2 separate regions of the Homo sapiens genome follow, and region 1 is linked to region 2. Evidence: chromatin loops called from intact Hi-C (ENCODE). Cell type or tissue: endothelial cell of umbilical vein. All regions are shown on one strand. Each heading gives the region's core, and the rest is flanking DNA. Links, peaks and the distances in the headings are about the cores only.

Region 1 (11,192 bases), core at 2,226-10,225, 54 kb before region 2:
ATGTGTCTGTTGGCTGCATAAATGTCTTCTTTTGAGAAGTGTCTGTTCATATCCTTTGCCCACTTTTTGATGGGGTTGTTTGATTTTTTCTTGTAAATTTGTTTGAGTTCTTTGTAGATTCTGGATATTAGCCCTTTGTCACATGGATAGATTGCAAAAATTTCCTCTCATTCTGTAGGTTGCCTGTTCACTCTGATGGTAGTTTCTTTTGCAGAAGCTCTTTAGTTTAATTAGATCTCATTTGTCAATTTTGGCTTTTGTTGCCATTGCTTTTGGTGTTTTAGACATGAAGTCCTTGCCCATGCCCATGTCCTGAATGGTATTGCCTAGGTTTTCTTCTAGGGTTTTATGCTTTCAGGTCTGCCATTTAAGTCTTTAATCCAGCTTGAATTAATTTTTGTATAAGGTGTAAGGAAGGGATCCAGTTTCAGCTTTCTACATATGGTTAGCCAGTTTTCCCAGCACCATTTATTAAATAGGGAATCCTTTCTCCATTTCTTGTTTTTGTCAGGTTTGTCAAAGATCAGATGGTTGTAGATGCATGGTATTATTTCTAAGGGCTCTGTTCTGTTCCATTGGTCTATATCTCTGTTTTGGTACCAGTACCATGCTGTTTTGGTTACTGTAGCCTTGTAGTATAGTTTGAAATCAGGTAGCATGATGCCTCCAGCTTTGTTCTTTTGGCTTAGGATTGTCTTGGCGATGCAGGCTCTTTTTTGGTTCCATATGAACTTTAGTTTTTTCCGATTCTGTGAAGAAAGTCTTTGGTAGCTTGATGGGGATGGCATTGAATGTATAAATTACCTTGGGCAGTATGGCCATTTTCACGATATTGATTCTTCCTACCCATGAGCATGGAATGTTCTTCCATTTGTTTGTATCCTCTTTTATTTCATTGAGCAGTGGTCTGTAGTTCTCCTTGAAGAGGTCCTTCACATCCCTTGTAAGTTGGATTCCTAGGTATTTTATTCTCTTTGAAGCAATTGTGAATGGGAGTTCACTCATGATTTGGTTCTCTGTTTGTCTGTTATTGGTGTATAGGAATGCTTGTGATTTTTGCCCATTGATTTTATATCCTGAGACTTTGCTGAAGTTGCTTATCAGCTTAAGGAGATTTTGGGCTGAGACAATGGGGTTTTCTAAATATACAGTCATGTCATCTGCAAACAGGGACAATTTGACTTCCTCTTTTCCTAATTGAATACCCTTTATTTCCTTCTCCTGCCCTGGCCAGAACTTCCAACACTATGTTGAATATGAGTGGTGAGAGAGGGCATCCTTGTCTTGTGCCAGTTTTCAAAGGGAATGCAGCAGCCTGTTTCTTTTACATTTTTCTTCACCTTTCATTTTCAGTTCATTTCTGTTTCTTTTTCTTTCCCACTACCTTGGAATATGCACAGAGCTGCCTTGTCTTGGGGAGTCCTCAGCTTGAGCCTGCTTTCCCTATTAGTCACCACACTACAGTCACCCAGATGAACTAGACAACCTTAAATGTCTTCGGAGGTATCAGATGATTTTTCACCTTAGAGACAGAGTCTCACTCCGTAGCCCAGGCTGGAGTGCAGTGGCGCAATCATGGCTCACTGTAGCCTCAACCTCCTGGGCTTGAGCAGTCCTCCCACTTCAGCCTCCCAAGTAGCTTGGACTACAGGCGTGTGCCACCACACCTGGGGACTTTTTAAATTTTTTGTAGAGACAGGGTCTTACTGTGTTGCCTAGGCTGGTCTTGAACTAATGAGCTCAAGCAAACTTGCCACCTCCACCTCCCAAAGTGCTGGGATTACAGGCATGAGCTACTTCTCCTGTCAATTTTAATTCTTCATTGGATTTATTATATTTGATATAAATTACTGTAAGTATTTGAGTGCGTGTCTTCTAATAAACACTATGTTGGTTGTGGTAAAGTTAGAATAGTATGAGAGGGGTCACTTCTCTGAAGGATCCAATTGTAGACAATTAGCAAATTATCAGACAGTTAACAAGCAACAAATACCAAACAACAGATGGCTTAGTGTCAGAGTGAGTGGCAGAGACAGTAGGTATCACAGGAAGGGCAAAATAGAGGTCATTTTAGACTGGAACAATATCTGACAGTGTTGTGAGAGTGATTTGAGTGAGGAATGTGCTCTTAAAGGAATTACAGAAATTGGTTTTAATAAAATCTACATTATTGGAAACAAAAGTTTACCAATTAAATTGTATTTTGGGAAACACATGGGGGAACCTTTTTTTTTTTTTTTTGAGACAAAGTCTTGCTCTGTTGCCTAGGTTGGAGTGTGGTGGTGCAATCTTGGCTCACTGCAGCCTTGACCTCCCAGCTCAACCAATTCTTCCCGCCTCGGCCTCCTGAGCACCTGGGACTACAGGCATGTGCCACCACGCATGGCTAATTTTTCATTTTTTATAGAGATGAGGTCTCCCTGTGTTGCCCAGGCTGTTTTCAAATTCCTGGGCTCAAGCAGTTCTCTTCCCTCGGCCTCCCAAAGTTCTGGGATTTGGTGGCATAAGCCACCAAACCTGGCCTCTTTTTTTTTTTTAATTGAATTTTTGATGTTGAGGACAGACTTGTAGAATTTAAACAAATTATAAACTTAAGTTGCAATAAATTGACACATTTGTCTTGATAGTCTCAAGTAGAATGCATGAGATAGTTCCTTGTGTTGCCTTGAGTGATACATACTGTTTTTTTTATTTTAATGTTGGAATAAAAATCTCAGTATGTTTTGAAGCCTAGTATGATCTAATCTAAGGTCATTGTGCTTTATGTACCAAAAACATTGGCTTTGATTACATTTTTAAAGAAAAGTATCACATGGCCTCAATAAAGACAATTAGGTTAGCCTTGTTTTTAGAGAGGATTATTAGAGTGTGGGTCAGGAGAACATATAAGGTACAGTATAACTGGATTTCAGCTGGAGATTTTGCAACGTTTCTCTCTGACAAGGGGGATAATGTCAGCTGAATAATGTTGGCTGGATGACCATACAATTAGGTAGAAATGTGATTGGTTGAGGCATACCTCAAAAGTTAATGAGTAATGAATTGGTGACAACTGGAGAGAAATTTCTAGTGGCATGTGGAAATTCACTGTCTATTTTTTGTAATGATGTGAATGAAAATGTTGAGGCTATGTGTATCAAATTTCTGGAAGAAATGAATTTTCTAGGGTTAACTTAATGGAAATAGTATTTCTGAGTGAAATAGTGGGCCATGGCTAATGGGATAACTTAGTGTGGAGCTGGATGTGAAGTTTCATACATGGGTTAAAAAACCAACTGCACAGTTACAAGGGTGAGGGAGATGTGACTGAATATAAACAACGTCAATATTTTAATTAATAAACTCAATTTGGATATAACATGTGACTACCAGATGGCTTCACAGAATCATAGTCTAGACTAATAGAAGGAGGAGGTTGAGAAGAGGGAGAGTGCTAGTCTTACATTATTCTGCAATGTACACAGTTCTGTACACAATGCTACACCCAGGGTATTGTGTTCAGTTCCAGTTGTCACAATTGAAAACGATTCAGGGCCGGGTGCAGTGGCTCACGCCTGTAATCCCAGCACTTTTGGAGGCCAAGGCGGGTGGATCACCTGAGGTCAGGAGTTTGAGACCAGCCTGGCCAACATGGTGAAACCCCATCTCTACTAAAAATGCAAAAATTAGCAAGGCATGGTGGCTCATGTCTGTAGTCCCAGCGACTTGGAAGGCTGAGGCGGAGGCTGCAGTGCGCCAAGATCATGCCACTGCACTCCAGCCTGGGCAACAGAGTGAGACTCTCATTTAAAAAAAAAAAAAAAAACCCCAAAAAAACCCCAGAAAATCACAAGTGTGAATGAAGATATGGAGAAATTGGAACCTTACACATTGCTTGTGGGAATGGAGAGTGGTGCACATGCTGTGGAAGACAGTTGGGTGGCTTCTCAGTTGAATGTGAAATTGTCATATGACTCAAATATTCTACCCTAGGTATATACTCCCAGATAACTGAAAACAGGTATTCAAACAAACACTTGTATATGAATGTTTATAGCAACCCTTATTTACGTTAGCTAAAATGTAGAAACAACCCAAATGTCCATCAGCTGATGAATGAATAACCGAAATATGGTATGTCCATGCAATGGAGTATTATTCAGCCATAAAAATGAAGTACTAACTATTATAAAGTGCATGAACCTTTAAAAAAAAATCACATATTGTATGATGCCATTGATATGAAGTATCCACAACAGGTAAATCCATAGAGACACAAATTTGTGGTGTGGTTACCAGCAACAAGGAAGAATGGTGACTGCTTAGTATGTGTATGGGGTTTCCTTTTGGGGTGATGAAAATGTTTTGGAAAGAGATAGAGGTGTTGGTTGTAAAATATAATGCATGTACTTAATGCCACTCAATTGCACACTTTAAGATGGTTAGTGGATTTTACCTTAGTTTTTAAAAAGTGTCAATACATATAGATTAATTAAATAGTATTGAGAGTTTACAAATAAGTCTTTACATTTATGGTCCCTTGAATTTTTTTTAACTAAACATTTTTTTTGGGCAAGGGCACCAAGACAATTCAGTGGGGGAAATGCGGGATCTGTTCAACAAACGATACTGAGACATCTGGATTTCCACATGCAAAAGAATGAATTTGGGTTATTTTCTCATACCATACATAAAAATGAACAAAATGGATCATAGACCTAAATGAGAAAGTTAAAATTATAAAGTTCTTAAAAAATATGAGCAAATCTTGGTTGACTTTGGGTTAGGCAAAACTTTCTTAAATAAGACACCAAAAGCACAGACAACAGAAGATTAAATATTAGACATAAATTGGATTTCATCAGAATTAAAAACTTTTGTGCTTCAAAGGGAGACTATCAAGAAAGTGAAAATGGGAGAAAATATTTGCAAATCATATCTAATAAGGGACTTGTACCGAGAAAACTCTTACAACTCAGTAATAAAAAGATAAAGAGCCCAATTAAAATGATGATTAAATTGGTGAATTTTATGGTATATGAATTATATTGCAATAACAACAGTTAAAAAATGAGTCACCTAGAATATGTTCAGAGGAGATTCCTAGTCTTGTGAAGGGACTCAAATTGAAATCCTTCTTTTCTCCACCTTCCCCCCTAACTTCTCTCAGTTGTACCTTTTATACTGACAAGCTTGTAAACATGACTTCTGTAACTTTGAAGTCACTGGTGCTTTATTTTTATATTGAGCCTAAATTTTTTATGTAAATACTCATTGTAGAGCTGAGTAGTAAGTTTTAGGCACATCCTTCTCTACTTGTTTAATGTCATGATCCTGTGCCAATAGAAAGAAGATCTCTTATTAGCAAGGTCAGTGGATTTTCTTTCCCTGCAATCCATCAGTTGTTAAAAATCATGTCATGTTTTTTTCCACACTTGAATTATGACGTTCTTGAATAATTCCTCCTCCCCTTCTGCCCTGCTCACTCCCCCCGACCCCTCAACCACCTAATCATTTCAGTTGTTTTTGGCTGCAATTAACGGACTCCAACGATAGGCGCCACCTGATTTCCCTGGCCTTCTCTTACTGCTAGTAGCTGCTGCAGCTCCCAGCATCTGTTTCTCACATTGTGCTAAAAGGCAGGAAGAAGGGAATAGAAGGTGGGGGCTGCTGCTTCTGGATCTTCCCCTTTTGTAAACATACTTTTGAAAAACTTTAAAACTTACAGAAAAGTTGTGACAATAGTAATGTGAACTCTTGTCTAGCTTTCACCTATATTCATCAGTTATAAACATTTTATCATGTTGCTTTTTTCTTTATCTTTGCCTATATAACTGGATGTATATCTAGAGTTTTTATCTTGGTGAATCTTTTGAGAGACTTACAGATATCATGACTCTTTACCTTAAATACTTCAGCACATATCACCAGAGAAAAAGGACTTTATCAATGTGATCATTCATGGAACGATGATTAAATTCAGGAAATGTAACATTCATTGTTAATTGTTGAAGCAAATGCCAAGGCAGAATTACAATTGCACAAAAGTAAAAGGAGGAAGCAGGGTTGGACAGATGAGACTATCAGATTGTGATTATACTTTGTCTGCCAGCTCCAGGGGCAGATCCGGAGTCAAGATGGTTCATTAGAGGAGCTTCTCATTGGGCAGAAATTGGTCTATACCACTACCTTTCTTAGTTATAAGATAGCTGGAGGCTGTCCAAAGAATGTGCAAGTCTTTTGAAAACTAATGCCAACATAAATAAAGCTAACAGCTAGAGCTCTCAGTTTACCCATCCTTCTCACACCTGCCAGTGAGTCTTTTGGATGTGAGTGGTGCACCTCCACATCCACTACGATATAATACTATTGTCCAGTATATAGTCCATATTCACATTCACTATTTGCCCAATAACGTTCTTTATGGCAAATCCCCCACACCCCGCATCAGATCTCTCATCTTATCATTGAGGAAAGTCTTTCAAGAAGCTTCCCAGATGACTTTCCTGTATGTTTCGTTGGTTTAAACCAATCACTGGCAAAGGAGAATGGGATTTTCAGGATTACTTCAGACCTGTGGGATTCATCCCATGGGTCTGGGGGAGGGGCTCCTAATCAGGTGCTTAGGAAATCAGGTGACCAAAAAAAAAAAAAAATTGAATCTCTTTAGCAAGGCATAAGGGAGGAAGGCTGTGGATATACAACCAGCAATATTCTGCTGCAGTTTTCTGTTGTATGTCTTTTATTTTTAATTGAAATATGCATTCCTGTCATTAAGGCAGCTTCTTAATTATTCTGTCTTTTGAACATAATCCATTCCTTTTTTCCTTTCATGGAACTCACTAGTTTTCTGTGTTAATGGGATGAATTATTGTCTATTCCTGCTGCACAGCTGCCATTCTGGGACTTCTTTTTCATTTTACTCTTGGATTATTTCCACTGTTTCTTTTGTATCTCTTGTCAGACTTCATTGGTTTCCATCCTTGTTTTGCTAAAGGACTCCCCGAAATGATGTCCTGGACATGCCTTTATTCTGCCTTCTCACTTGTTTAATCATTTGGGATATATAAGTTTAAGCCAAATTATTTTACTTTGGAAATTTTTCAGACAGTGCTCTCTGTCTTCTACAGTTGAGAGTTTCTGATTTTAGTCAGATTCTTAATTCATGTTTTATTCCTCTCAAATTATTTTAAATCTTCATCATTGTGAAATTTCATAGAAATTGTCTAGATTTTTTTTTCATAGAATAGAGGGGAGGTCATTTCCTCTCATTCATTTTTAAGCTGATTCCCTATCTTATTTTGTACCTGTACTTTATTACTGATCTTCTTTTATTTGGGATGATTTTAGTATCTGTGTGGATTGTCCATCTAATACCCTTGGCCTTTCTAACAGATATTGTGCCTATTAGTAATTCTTCTCTTTCTTTTGCTAATTTTATCTAGGCATTTAGTGCTTGTATGTTTCACGTGCCCCTCAGTCCCAAGGGGCAACTGTAAGTGTTGCTCAGCCTGAAGTCAGTTCCATTCCCCTTGCCAATGATTGGTTCAGGTATAGTGATACACAAGGGAAGTCTGCTGGGAGTCTGGTTTCCTTGAATTTATAAGGTATACTCCTTTTGGATATAGTAATGTAAGCTCATGATAATTGGAGCTGCTGTAGCCATCTTGGGTCATAGGGGGAAAAGTGAAATGAAGAATGACTCTCAACTCAAGATTAACTTGTCAAATTGAACTCTTGATCCCCAGCTCCCTCTCCATAATTTTTTGTTTCATCTTTCTAGTTGCTTGGGCCAAAAATCTTGCAATTATCCGTAACTCTTCTCTTTCTCTCACATCCCACATTCAGTTCGTTAGAAGATCCTATAGGCTCCTTCTTTTAATTATATTTACAGTCTTACCACTTTTATTATTTGCACTGCTAGCATCCTCTTCCAAGCTGCTACCATTGCTTGCCTGGGGTACTGCAATAGAACAGTGCCTACCCAGAGACTTTTATTTTTCTTTTATTTCTTTTTTTATTTTTATTTTTTTTGAGATGGGATCTGACTTTGTCACCCAGGCTGGAGTGCAGTGGTGTAATCTCAACTCACTGCAGCCTCAACCTCCCAGGCTCAAGCAATGCTCCTGCCTCAGCCTCCCAAGTAGGTGGGACTATAGGTACATGCCACCACGCCTGGCAGATTTTTGTATTTTTTGTAGAAATGGGGTTTCCCCATGTTGCCCAGGCTGATCTCGAACTCCTGGACTCAAGCGATTTGTTCGCCTCGGCCTCCCAGAGTGCTAGTATTATACGCGTGAGCCACTAAGCCCAGCCTCTTCCTTTTTTTTCTTTTTCTTTCTTTTTTTTTTTTTTTTTTAATAGATGGAGTCTTGTTCTATCAACCAGGCTGGAGTGCAGTGGTATGATCACAGCTTACTGTAGCCTTGAACTATTGGGATGAAGTGATTCTCCTGCCTCAGCCTCCTGAGTAGCTGGGATTATAGGTTCATACTACCATGCCTGGCTAATTTTAAAAATTTTTTATAAAGACAGGGCATCACTATTTTGCCTGGGCTGCTCTTGAACTTCTGGCCTCAAGTGGTCCTCCTGCTTTGACCTCCCAAAGTACTGGGGTTACAGGTATGAACCACTGTGCCTGGCCCAGGGAGGTTTCTTAGGGCTCAACTAGACAGACCTTTGGATTGCCACAGACCACATTTGACATCAGATTCACTTGGGAGGATATGGGACAGGAAACACGGCTTGCCATCAGGGAAGCTCCAGGTCTTCTCTTTGGTGGGGGTACTTGTAGCAGTCCACAAAGAGAACAGCCAGAACATTCTCTATGCCACTGCCTGCTTCTGGGTGAATCCCAGGTGTGAGTAATGAGGCTCACATGAGTGGGTATATCACTAACATGGCTTAGGAGCCCCATCCTCCGCAAGTCATTATTTTGCTTGACAACCATGAGCTTCCAGGATCCCGACAAGGCACATGGCAAATTACAGGAGTCCTCACACTAAGAGAAGCCCTAAGCTATGGCCAGCACAGGTATTTATAGTTCCTCCCAGTCCTTTCGCAGTTTACCAGTGGGTCATTTTTACCATAAGCAGTGTTGCCTAGTAACATAGCTGACATTCTGCCTGTATGGTTTCCACGGGAACAGAGCTGATAGCTGGGTTAAACTGAATCCAAGCCCAATTTCTCATGCTGAAAGACAAGAGTTTTGCTAACACTTAAGTCACAAATATAGCCAGAGGTTTCCCTGCTTCTGTGCTTCTCTGTTAGTTTCAGTAGCCGGAGTGATTCTTTCAAATGTATGGTGGATCACATTACCTGCTCTCCGCCCTGCAGTGGGTTCCCTCCTTACCTCGGAGTGCAGTTGTCTACAGGCCTTACCTGAGCTGGCCCCTCTCGGCCTTTCTGACCTTTTCCCCTACCGTTTCCTTGCTCATCTGTTATGATGTTGCTTATCGCCTTGCTGTTGCTGTAATATGCCAGATATGTTTCCACTTCGGGCCTTCCTTGACCCTTCCTGTGGCTAGAATGTTCTTACTCCTGATGTCCACCTGGATGACTCTCTTGCTTCCAATCTGTGTTGAAATGTCAAGTTTTTTGACAACTTGTATTCTGACTACTTAAAAATTGCAACCCCTACGCCATCTCCCACACTTGGCCACTGCATGATTCTTACCTACTTTTTCTTCTGATAGCTTCGCAATCTACTTACTATAATATCTTGTTTATTGTCTCCTGCTGTTAGCAGTTGGGCTTCATGAGGGCAGGATTTTGCATCTGTTTTGTTCATTGATACATCTCAACTGCCCAGGACAGTGCCTGACACACAGTTGATGCTTGGTTTTTATTTTTTTTCTTTTTATGTGGCTTAAACAAGATAAGTATCTACTTCCCATCTGTAGCTGGGGAAAGGTGGAGGGATAACTGATGTAGTTAACATGTGTCTTCCGTGTCTGGGCAGTTGTTGTGTTCAGTCAGGAGGAAGGAGGAAAAAGGAGGAAAGAGATCCCGGCCAGGAGGGCACATGTGCTCCTTCCCAGATGCCAACCTGCACTTTTTATCTTTGCTTGGCCAAAACATTGTCATATTGCCATAAACAATTATAAGGAAAGCTGGGAAACGTAATGTTCAGGTGGCTAGCTATATCTATAGCTATAACTTCGGAGTTCTATTTTTACAGGAGTGGCGAATGGATGTCAGAGTCCAATTTGATGCATATATATAATTTTTATTTAAGTATTTTTTTTTTGAAACGGAGTCTCGCTCTGTTGCCCAGGCTGGAGTACAGTGATGTGGTCTCAGCTCACTGCAGCCTCTGCCTCCCAGGTTCAAATGATCCCCCTGCCTCAGCCTCCCAAGTAGCTGGGACTACAGGCACACACCACCACACCCAGCTAATTTTTCTATTTTTGGTGGAGACAGGGTTTCCCCATGTTGGCCAGGCTGGTCTCAAGCTCCTGACCTTAAGTGATCTGCCCTCTTCAGCCTCCCAGAGTGCTGGCATTACAGGCGTGAGCCACCACGCCTGGCCTGATGCTTAATATTTTTAAATAAGCCCATCCTCACACAGGGCTCGCAACATTCTTAATCTTCATGAAACCCTCTTAAAATAGCACTTTTATTATCCCTTTTTTATAAGCATGGAATTTATGAGTAAATTTTCATGGGAAGACTGGTTTAAGTTGAGATTGTGGCCATTTCTTTGATATAGCAATACATATGCTATTTTTTATTTCCCAACAATTTCACCGTTTTGTTTTAATGGCAACCAAAGCTGAAAACATGATTTGGAAAGATATGTGGGAACAACTGGAATTGGAGCCAGATGAGGTAGAACTCTACCTTGTCAAAAAAACTGTCTTGTCAAAAATCTATCAGGATTCTTCACAACTTTTATGAATTGAATTCATCCTGTTTTATTTTATTTTTCCTCAAGTTAATGAGATGATCTTTGGTAAAGTCCATATTGCTGATGTATCAAGAAATAGATTATGAATTCATATATTGATTGTTTTTAATCTGAATAAAATATAAATTTGAATAAAATAATTGTAAAAGTAATATTCTATCATGCCTGCTTTCTTCACATCTGGCATCCTGTTTACACCAGTACCAGTTTTTGTTTTAGGTGAGAAAAATATTTCCAGACAATCCTCACTCTTGAGGATTTTTTCCATTTCTTGGGAAATAACCTTTGTTGATTTTTTCCCCTT
Region 2 (11,192 bases), core at 1,390-9,389:
AACTATGTCTAAATATGTGGTTAAGAATTCTAAGAGAGAATGTAAAAGTGGGGACACATTATTACATTGGAGAGGTTGTGAGTTGCCTCTTTGAGAAAATGACACTTAAGCTAAGATTTGAAGGATGTTTAGGATTAGCTTGGTGGAAAAAAGTCAGTGTGGCAGCTTCCAGACATAGGAAACAGTGTGTAAAAGGATCCTGAGGCAGAAACGAAGTTGGACTTCTAGGAAATGAAAAGACCAGTTTAGCTGGCATGCAGGGAGAAGGGATTGAGGGGCCTGAGATATCATCTGATTGCTTTGTAAAGAGATCACTCTGGCTGTGGCAGGGGTAATCCATTGGAGGGGGTCACGTAGAAGTCAGTCAGGAGCTGGTTAGCAGACTGTTGTAGTAATTGTGAAAGGTGATGGTGCCTATTTGTTCAGTTATAAAATTCTTTCAGTTCTAATTCAGGATTTTGTTCATTCCCTCTCTTGACTACTGGGATAGATTTTTAAAAATTGGTCCCATACTGTCTTAGTCCCTATTCCCCATCTAGTCTGCTTCAGAAGACAACTTTTAGAGTCAACAGTCTGTTCATATCACTTCCTTTCTCAAAAACTTACGGTGGTTCTATGATTGTGGAAGAATGAGATCCCATCTGGTATTGAAGCTTTTATCATTTTCTTTAGGTTTCAAGATCTGCTCTCCTGAGACAACTTTCTTTGGGCAGCCAAGATGGGTACTTTTCTGCCTCTTTTCTTAGCTCATCTCCGATCTTCCATCATGACATCTGTACCTCTCTTCTCCACCAACCCCCACTATTCTCTGATCCTTCTTAGATCCCAAGATTAATTTTTTTTAACTCAACATATACTCAGTTTTCTTTTGCTGTGTCAATTCTAAGATTTATCATAGTTTATGTTGAGAAATATTCATGTATTTATTTGGAGTACAAAGAAATTATGTATTTTTTCTTTTCTTTCTTTTTCTTTTTTTTTTTTTTTTGAGACGGAGTCTTGCTCTGTCGCCCAGGCTGGAGTGCAGTGGCCCGATCTCCTCTCACTGTAAGCTCCGCCTCCCGGATTCACACCATTCTGCTTCAGCCTCTACGAGTAGCTGGGACTGCAGGAGCCCACCACCATGCCCGGCTAATTTTTTGTATTTTTAGTAGAGACGGGGTTTCACCATGGTCTCGATCTCCTGACCTCGTAATCCGCCTGCCTCGGCCTCCCAAAGTGCTGGGATTACAAGCGTGAGCCACCGCGCCCAGCATTTTTTTTTTTTTTTTTTTTTTTTTTTTTTTTTTTTTTGAGACAGAGTCTCACCCTGTCACCCAGGCTGGAGTATAGTGGCACATTCTCGACTCACTGCAACCTCCGCCTCTAGGGTTCAAGCGATTCTCTTGCCTCAGCCTCCTGAGTAGCTGGGATTACAGACATGCACCACCATGCTTGGCTAGTTTTTGTATTTTTAGCAGAGACAGGGTTTCACCATGTTGGCCAGGCTGGTCTCGAACTCCTGACCTCAGGTGATCCGCCCGCCTCAGCCTCCCAAAGTGCTGGGATTACAGGCATGAGCCACCATACCTGGCCTATTTTTTATTTTTAAAACTGATAGGAACCCAGTAGATATACGTTGAATTGTATGAGATTAGGGAGCATTCCATGTGGTGGATCAGTCATTCAAATTTCTTATAAAAGAAGGAAGTCTCAAGTATAATTTTATAAAATTTTGAATAGAACTTTTGGGAGTAACCTCATTTAGAAACAGAAGAATGTTACTTGCTGTTTGAAGCAGCTTTTATAGTTCAGTGCACATCAAATAATGCTTATATTCTGTATATTGGGTTGACAAAAATATGTTTATAAGACAGTATGACGATATTAGAGTTCTTATGACTTACTGGGGGTAATGGCATATTCAGGGCATTAAATATTTGATCGCCAGGTAGCAGAAAATGGTCAATAAAATAATGAATGTGTAGGTATTTGAATGCACCTCTGCTTTTATCTGAGATACCTTTGGACTCATTGTCCGCTTAGCTGACTTCTTAGCGTGTATCTTTCTAGAGTAAATGTAATAGTCTGTCTATTGACAAGGATTAGTTTACTTGATTCTCATACTTGATTTTGTTAATAGATCAGCGCCAGCCAGCATGTTTCTTTTGTAAAGGGAAGGGTACTAATATTATTTACTGCCTACAACTTGCAAAATGATTTCATATACTCTCTTTTTAAAAATCCTTACAGGTTTCCTTCTGTCTCTCTCTTATTCAATTTTTCCTTCACTCCCTTCTTTTTCCTCTCCTTTTCTTCCTATAAATGAGGTTAAGTGATTTTGTGTGGGTAACTGTGGCTTAGTATTGTGTAACTATACTGCATACATTGTGTTGCCTTCTCATATGAAATCATTTCTCTGAAATTACATTGGAAATGGGGTTTTTACAGATTTGTTGTGGATATGACTTTACAGATATTAATCTAACTTTTAGTTTCTTTGGATCACCTCTTGAATTAAATAGTTGTTTTTGTCTCCTAATACATATTGATGCAATAAAAGAGTTGGGCGATGATAATAATTTTGGTCCTATACTGAATTTTTGTTATCTGAAATATAGTAGAAACTAAACCTTTTAAACCCATTTAAAAGTCAATTTTCTAAAGTCACATTTAACAGTTTTGGTGTTTCAATAATATTAACTAATGAAAACTATTTTGGTTGTATTATTTTAAGGTAGAAGTATCTTAATGGAATTTTTAAATGAGCTTGCCTAAGATTAAATAAGCACCTTGAGTCTAGTTTCTGCAATGTGATTTTAAGTTTTTTTTAAAAATTACTTTGAAACAGTAACTAGGGCAAGTACTTACAGGTAAGAGTGAAATTATTTGGTACAGTAAGCTTCAATTATAATGCATTTAGTTTGGAGTGATGAAAGTTTTTTTTTTTTTTTAATTTAATTTTTTTGAGTCAGGGTCTTGCTTTGTCACCCAGGCTGAAGTGCAGTGGTGCAATCATAGCTCACTGCAGCCTTGACCTCCTGGGCTCAAGCGATCCTCCCACCTCAGCCTCCCAAGTAGCTGGGACTACAAACACACACCACCATGCCTGGCTAGGATTTTGATTTTTTTTAGAGATGGGGTCTTACTATGTTGCCCAGGCTGGTCTTGAACTCCTGGGCTCAAGTGATCCTCCCACCTCAGCCTCCCCAAGTACTGGGATTACAGGCGTGACCACTGTGTCTAGCTGAAAGTTACTATTTTTAAAACTGAGAATCTATAAAAGCAAAAATATTCATTGTAGCTCATGGTTTGACAGGTTTATGAAAGGCTTAAAATGTAAAATTGTCATAAGTAAAATACTGCATTTCACGTAGGATTTATGTAACTAGTAGTGATGGTGAAAAAAACCTGATGAGGTGGGAGAAATGACCCAGTGTCTCACTTTGCCCTCCCGGTGTCTTATTTCCCCTCTCATTTTAAGTTCTACGTGAGTATTACAGCTTCAAATATAATCATGGCATTAATTCAGAAGCCTGATATATTAAAAAAAAATCTTTTGTTTTTCTGTAATAACTGCATTTGTACCGTATTAGAACTTTCTACCACAATCTCCTTCTGAGACAGTATAGAGCTAGCTGGGTGAGTCACACCACACCACAAATTCCTTAAGGTGGTAGGTGGTGTCTTATTCATCATTCGTGTCTCTCACTGCCTAGTGCAGTGCTCGATAGGCAGTCGGACTCTGTTCCTTTATTATACTATACCTGGTGTTAGGTTTTTAGAGCACTTAAATTTTTTTTGTCTTTTTGCTTTACTCTAATAAATATTCTAGTTAACATTAATATCTAGCTTAATATGATTTAAATGTATGTTAAAATTCTTAAGAGTAGTAGCAAATCTAGATTGGGAACTGGATCTGTAGACAATATTCAAAAGATACAATTCAGATGACCCTGAACACCAGTAAACTGATCCAGGGGCCAAATATTCTCTCAAAATAGAGGAGGAAAAAGGAAAAGAGGCATGTAGGGACCCAGAAGAAGAAGGGCGATTTATGTGGAGTGGAGGGAATTTTCATGTTAAACCACAGGTAGGGCTTGTTTACTTTGTCACATTTTCCCTGTAATAGAGAAACTGCTGAGCCAGAATTGTGCAACTGATTGAATTAGCACCTTGTTTAAATTGTTAGCATCCATCTTTGAGAAGCATGTATTTTAGATTAAAGATTTAAAAATCTTGGCTGAAACAAAGGACAATCTCTTTCCTTTATGAAGTTGTTCATTGAACTTTAAATAGTAAGATATTAACAGATGAGGATTGAATTTAGTCTTCAAATAAGCATCTCTGTGATTTGTTGGTCACAGTATGATCTCTTTCCCATCCCCCACTATTTTTTACTTTTGATAGGGCAAACTCTTATGTTTTCATGAAATATTTAAAGCAAATGATGTGTTAATTATGTTTAGTTATCCTTTTTGAGAGTTCTCTAGCTTTTTCTGTTCTGAGGTTCAGAATCAATATAAGGACATATTGAAATCATAATTGCATTTTATCTTCCAAACAGCCATTGAAAATAATTGCATTTTAATTTGAGAATTTTATCTCAACTCCATATAACAGCTTATACTTTAAAATATAATCCAGAGGTACAGTACTTTTCAGTTCATTTATTAGCTTTGTCAGTTTCCACATTTGTAAAGTTGAACATTTACTGAAATTATGGGCTGGTTTGGGTTAAAATGAAGTAACATATGTGAAGCATCTTAGATGGTCACACATAGTAGGCTCTCGGTAATTAGTCGTTGCTGCTGTTGTTATGGGTATTTAATTAACTTGGATTTCTAGGGCACCATTTGTTAGAGTGCAGTGAACCAATTCTGAATTCTACCCTCCTATATTTGTTACTTGTTTAGACTGACTTAACCACTGTGGAGAATAAAGCCTATTTGTGGGGGTTGGGGTGGGGGTGGTGCCTACTGACTCTTATATGCATGTTTTTTCAGAGTTACAGGATGTGTACTGGAATGTGAAGGATTAAGCTTTGTGGTGGCATGTTCTATATGGTCATCCATAGTGACCAAACTAATTTGGAATGTTGTTTTGTTACTAACTTGGAAATGTGTTATTTTCTCTACAGAGGATGTTGATCTGAATAAACTGCTTATTATGCTTTATACATTTCTAGAGCGAGAGGAACTGTCAATCAGTGTAAATCTCACCCAGCACAGTATTTTCTTTCACAAACATGGGGAGGAGGCAATACCAAGATAACCACTTTTGGGACAGAGCCAGGAGCTGTTGTGTAACTCAGAGGGTGTGTGATAGCATCCAGCTTTGGAGCCCATCACGTCACATTGAGAAATTGTGGCAGGGAGGCTTACAGGAAAAACATCTTGTTTATTAACACCTGAATATGTTACTTATGTAGCTTTTTAAAAGTCATCAGTTAGCTAGCTTCTCAAAGAGAGGCAAGAACCCATTCGCGTAGTTACAGATTGTGGCTATAGTAAGTCTTCTGGTAACAGGAGCTGTGAGCACCACTTCTTCAGTGAAGTCTTTCCTGTTCCCTTCTCCACTCAGGTTGATGACTGTCTCCTTTGTACCTGGTTGCAGCTTGAACATATTTAGGTAACTTCTCTCAAAGCACTTGAAACATGCTACTGCCCATGTCTCCTTTCCAGCTTGTCTGTAAACTCCTTGATGGTAGCAGCTGTGTGTGTAAGTGCCACTGAGTATAGATTCCTGGAGCTTAGGTTGATCCCCAGTAAATGTTAAATGCAGGTCTCCCTGTGCCTGTGGAAATGCCTCAACATCAATTGGTTCAATTGTATCCTTCAACTTGATCACTAACAGGTCTTTAATGAAAAGTCTCCAGAGATGCTATTCCCATTCTGTACTATCCTCATCATTACCATTCTTATTTCTTCTTTGCCAATGCAAATTCTCTATTTCATTTTTTTCTTTAAGTACTTCTCTATGAAGCTTTTTAAAAGTATGCTTCATTTTAGGGCCAGACATGGTGGCTCATGCGAGGCCCATGCGGGTGGATCACCTGAGGTCAGGAGTTTAAGACCAGCGTGACCAGCATAGTGAAACCCCATCTCTACTAAAAATACAAAATTAGTCGGGTGTGGTGGCGTGCACCTGTAATCCCAGCTACTCAGGAGACTGAGGCAGGAGAATTGCTTGAACCCAGGAGGCAGAGGTTGCAGTAAGCTGAGACACCGCAGCCTGGGGGACAGAGTGAGACTCCATCCCAAAAAATAAAAATAGAAGTATGCTTCATTTTAGTTAGTTTATAATCAACATTGAGAAATCCAAGAAAGGTGAGAAATGTAAACTAGAGCTGGAGATTTAAAATTGGCACCTGTAAAAATACATTATTTTTTGAAGTAAAAAAAGTTTGTAAACATTTCCCTTGTTTACAAATCTGAAATTATATTAATTTTGGTAAAATTCTAGATTTTTTCCAAATAAGTCAAAACCTCAAAAGAATGGAAATTTTAGGTAAAATTTAGGTAAAAATGGAAAGAAAGTAAGAGTCATAATTTTCAGGCTGTTATAAGAAATGTCTTTTACTGTATCATATGGTATTTTATAGTATATAAAAATATAGGAATTGACCTTATTATCCTTAGTGTACAAGGTTTTATTGTGGTTTAAAATTCCAAGTCTTCGATGTAGCTTCCTTTATTCTTCTTCTTCAGTTACACCATAATAGTTTATTGAAATTTGATGCATATAGGAAAAAACCTTGTAATTGACTTTTTTTGGAGAAAAATTATTCATTTTAAGACAAAAGCAGAGATTGTTTGAGCCAAAACCTGATGGATTTAAGAGTGCTGTTGATCATGGTTGACTTGTGAAAGTGATAGATAGATAGATAGATAGATAGATAGATAGATAGATAGATAGATAGATCTCTTATCGTTATTTTTCTTTTATACTGGGCTTATGTTTTTTTTTTCTTATTTTCTTGCTTAATAATAGTATCATTAAGCAGGCAGGAGAAAAATAATACCATTGAAACTAAAAGTTAGTAATTTAATTTGATTATGTATATATATATTTTATTATACTTTAAGTTCCGGGATACAAGTGCAGAACGTGTAGGTTTGTTGTATAGGTATACGTGTGCCATAATGGTGTCCTGCACCTATCCCCCCATCATTTAGGTTTTAAGCCCCACATGCATTAGCTATTTGTCCTAGTGTTCTCCCTCTCCTTGCCCCCCACCTGCTGACTGGCCCCAGTGTGTGATGTTCCCCTTCCAGTGTCCACGTGTTCTCGTTGTTTAACTCCCACTTATGAGTGAGAACATGCGGTATTTGGTTTTCTGTTCTTGTGTTAGTTTGTTGAGGATGATGGCTTCTAGCTTCATCCATGTCCCCACAAAAGACGTGAACTCATTCTTTTTTATGGCTGCACGGTATTCCATGGTGTATATGTACTACATTTTCTTTATCCAGTCTATCATTGATGGGCATTTGGGTTGGTTCCATGTCTTTGCTATTGTAAATAGTGCTGCAGTAAACATATGTGTGCATGTGTCTTTATGGTAGAATGATTTATATTCCTTAGGGTACATACCCAGTAATGGGATTGCTGGATCAAATGGTATTTCTGGTTCTAGATCCTTGAGGAATCGCCACCCTGTCTTCCACAATGGTTGAACTAATTTACCCTCCCACCGACAGTGTAAAAGCATTCCTATTTCTCCACAGCCTCACCAGCATCTATTGTTTCTTGACTTTTTGATCATCGCCATTGTGACTGGCGTGAGATGGTATTTCATTGTGGTTTTGATTTGCATTTCTCTAATGATCAGTGATGTTGAGCTGTTTTTCATATATTTGTTGGCTGCATAAATGTCTTCCTTTGTGAAGTGTCTATTTATATCCTTTGCCCACTTTTTGATGGGGTTGTTTTTTTCTTGTAAATTTGTTTAAGTTCCTTGTAGATTCTGGATATTAGACCTTTGTCAGATGGGTAGCTTGCAAAAACGTTTTGCCATTCTGTAGGTTGCCTGTTCACTCTGATGGTAGTTTCTTTTGATGTAGAGAAGCTCTTTAGTTTGATTAGATCCCATTTGTCAATTTTTGCTTTTGTTGCAATTGCTTTTGGCATTTTAATCATGAAGTCTTTGCTCATGCCTATATCATAATTTTGCAGTTTATTATATTTATGGACAAAGTAACAAGAATAGTATTTGTTCTGTGGCATTTGTTTTATGTATTTTGTCATACATTGTACCCACATACAAATATATATATATATATTTACAGTAAATATATGTTAACATCTTAATGCTTATGAATTTTCAAATGATACATAGTAGCATTGATTTTTACCTGTAATCATACGTGGAAAACTTACCTTTAAATGACGGAGACCTTTACATATATGCGTAGTTTGCACATTATCAGTTGAAGCTAGTACATCTTTATTTAGTACTCTATTTTTCCGAACACCACTTTTCTAGTTTCTGTGGGAGATGTAATGATGTATGTACCCTTTAGAGGATCACAGTCTCAGAGCAACTCTTACAGCACCACAGAGCTCTAGAACAGGAAGAAACTCTGGAGGTTATCTTCTCTTAGGGGTATGTTTAAACAGTAGTTCACTGATTCTTACGCATTTTCTCCTTTGCTCAGTAAGCAGGAGATGTGGGCCAATTTTTTGTTTGTTTGTTTGTTTGTTTGTTTGAAACAGGGTCTCACTCTGTTGCCCAGGCTAGAGTGCAGGGGCACAGTCACTGCTCACTGCAGCCTCTACCTACCAAGCTTAGGTGATCCTCTCACCTTAGCCTGGGACTACAGGCTAGTGCCACCATGCCCAGCTGACTTCTTTTACTTTTACTAGAGATGAGGTTTCACTATGTTGCCCAGGCTGGTCTCAGATTCCTGAGCTCAAGTGATCCCCCTGCGTTGGCCCCCCAAAGTGCTGAGATTACAGGAGTGAGCTATCATGTCCAGCCATGGGGCAGTTTTTTTGGGCCAGGGATTTACAAATTATGAAGTCAAGAAATAATTTTAGTGGGAAATGACTAGAATATAACACTTGTTTTTCCTGTAATTACGTTAGAGACTACCAAAGCATATTGCAGATTATTTCCAATATATCATATTATATTGTGTATATGTATACTGGGTTTTAAAAAATGTATTATAGGTTGGGCACAGTGGCTCACACCTATAATCCCAGCACTTTGGGAGGCCGAGGCAAGTGGATCACCTGAGGTCAGGAGTTCAAGACCAGCCTGGGCAACATGGTGAAACCCTGTCTCTCCTAAAAATACAAAACGTAGCTGGGCGCAGTGGCACATGCCTGTAATCCCAGCTACTCAGGTGGCTGAGCAGGAGAATTGCTTGAGCCCGGGAAGCAGAGGTTGTAGTGAATTGAGATTGCGCCATTCCATTGCAGCCTGGGCAACAGAGCAAGACTGCCTCAAAAAAAAAAAAAGTATTCTAAATTTTTAAATACTTTTTTAAATGTATTTTTTTATTGAAGTGAAAAGATTTTAGAAAACATATCTTTAATGTGTCTTCTCCTCCACCTCCCACCCCCCACTTGAAACCTGGAGAGCAGCCATTGTTCTTCATCCCGAGATATGCAGCTTAATCTCTTTGCTGTGCTCTCTTGCTGTCATGCCTGACACCAAAGTCAAGCATTTTCTACCCAGAAACCAGGTGATATTTCCCTGTGATAGTAAAAAATATGCAGTGAGATCATTTTTTCATTATGCTGGTCTTCCTTGCAGCCTTTGGGCAAAAATAAAACACTTTGGTGGCTCTGTTAATCTGTAGGTATTGCTTATGATGTGCCTAACTTGGTACCAAGATGCGATTTAGTCACCAAGAGAATTTGGATTATTTAATACTCGTACATAATAAAACTCCTCATCAAATATTCATGTGGGCACATACAGAGGCCTAATTGTATTCTTGTAATGCACAATATAAATACTAATATTGTTTTGGAGAATCAGCATGGTATGCTGAAGCCATGGTTTGGAAAAATGCATTGTAGTATGTTTTTATCTGTGGGAATTACTGGCAAATATAATTGAGAGATTCTAAATACTGTAGTTGTTTCCTTCACTTTTGAACTTGGCTTAAGTATTTTTGGTCTTTTTTTTTTTTTTAAATCGCTGAATTATTGTTTTGTTGTATCAACGGTTGAAGCTAAACCATGATTGTTATTTTAATATTTATGTCTTCTTTTAAAGATATAATTTAAAAACAATTTTCTCCCACTGAGAGGGATTAAAAAATAAACGGGGAGAATAGTAGAATAAATGCTCAGGTGCCCATTCCTCAGCTCAAACATTTATGAAACCATTGTTACCCACCCTCTTTCTGCAGGTCCCAATTATTTTTGAGTCATTTTCTTTGTCACAACATTTCACCTGTAAATACTTCAGTATGCATTTGTAAGAGACAAGGACTTCCGTTTTTAGATAGATAAAGAAGAATCTTAAAAACCTTTTTGAAGAATATACTGAATTATGATAATTAAATTTGTGTATGGGATGTTAGAGCGATATAAAGGAAAATGAGATAGCTTAAATGGAGTAAGTGGAAAAAAGAAATACCGACAAGCAATTGTACCAAGAAATAGTAGAAAAGGTGTGAAAAGGCCAATTAACAGCTTTTAAAGTACTCATGGAGAAAAGGAAGACATTTGCATTTTTTAACAGGCAGTATGTGTCTGCATTCCACATAGGTCAGTAGGGGAGTAAAGCCAAGTGTATTTCATACCATTTGAAATAGCAATTCTGTTTCAAGACTTTTTCTTAAGGGAGAAATCAAAGATGTGTACAAAGATTGCCAATCAAGGTATTCACTACAATATTACTTATAGAAATGAGGAATTGAACCTTTTTTTAAAGAGATCTTTTAGTCCGTTCTTTTATTTTTATAGATAATAGTACAGGTAGTTTCCATTTATTAAGTACTTGCCATATTTCAAGCATTTTGCTAACACCTTAACATGAATTATATGACATAAACCTCTAACAACAATAATAAATAAGCAATATTTATTACAACCTCCAACTTTCACATGAGAAACTAAGGCTTAGGCCGGGTGCAGTAGTGTACTCCCAGCACTTAGGGAGGCCAAGGCAGGCAGATCACCTGAGGTCAGGAATTCAAGAGCAGCCTGGCCAACATGGCAAAACTTTGGCTCTACTAAAAATACAAAAATTA

The links. Peaks named below come from ENCODE experiments on the same cell type or tissue, not always from the same donor. Only the 100,000 strongest peaks of a DNase experiment are listed, where the experiment ranks them.
Region 1: it touches region 2 in a loop (4-fold over the local background); 3 of 110 quality-filtered maps call a loop at or near these places.

The regions. Positions count from the first base shown.
Region 1 is chr4:48,747,282-48,758,473 of GRCh38, reverse strand. The region is part of intron 1 of FRYL (FRY like transcription coactivator); the gene reads left to right. Among named protein-coding and RNA genes, the nearest start is that of FRYL, 27 kb to the left of the region's middle. In endothelial cell of umbilical vein, for the core only: no CTCF peak of the experiment used is centred there; DNase peaks (open chromatin) are centred at 5,573 and 5,973; H3K27ac peaks cover 1,519 bases.
Region 2 is chr4:48,692,557-48,703,748 of GRCh38, reverse strand. All of the region lies in intron 2 of FRYL (FRY like transcription coactivator), which reads left to right. Among named protein-coding and RNA genes, the nearest start is that of FRYL, 82 kb to the left of the region's middle. In endothelial cell of umbilical vein, for the core only: no CTCF peak of the experiment used is centred there; DNase peaks (open chromatin) are centred at 3,628 and 5,138; H3K27ac peaks cover 3,230 bases.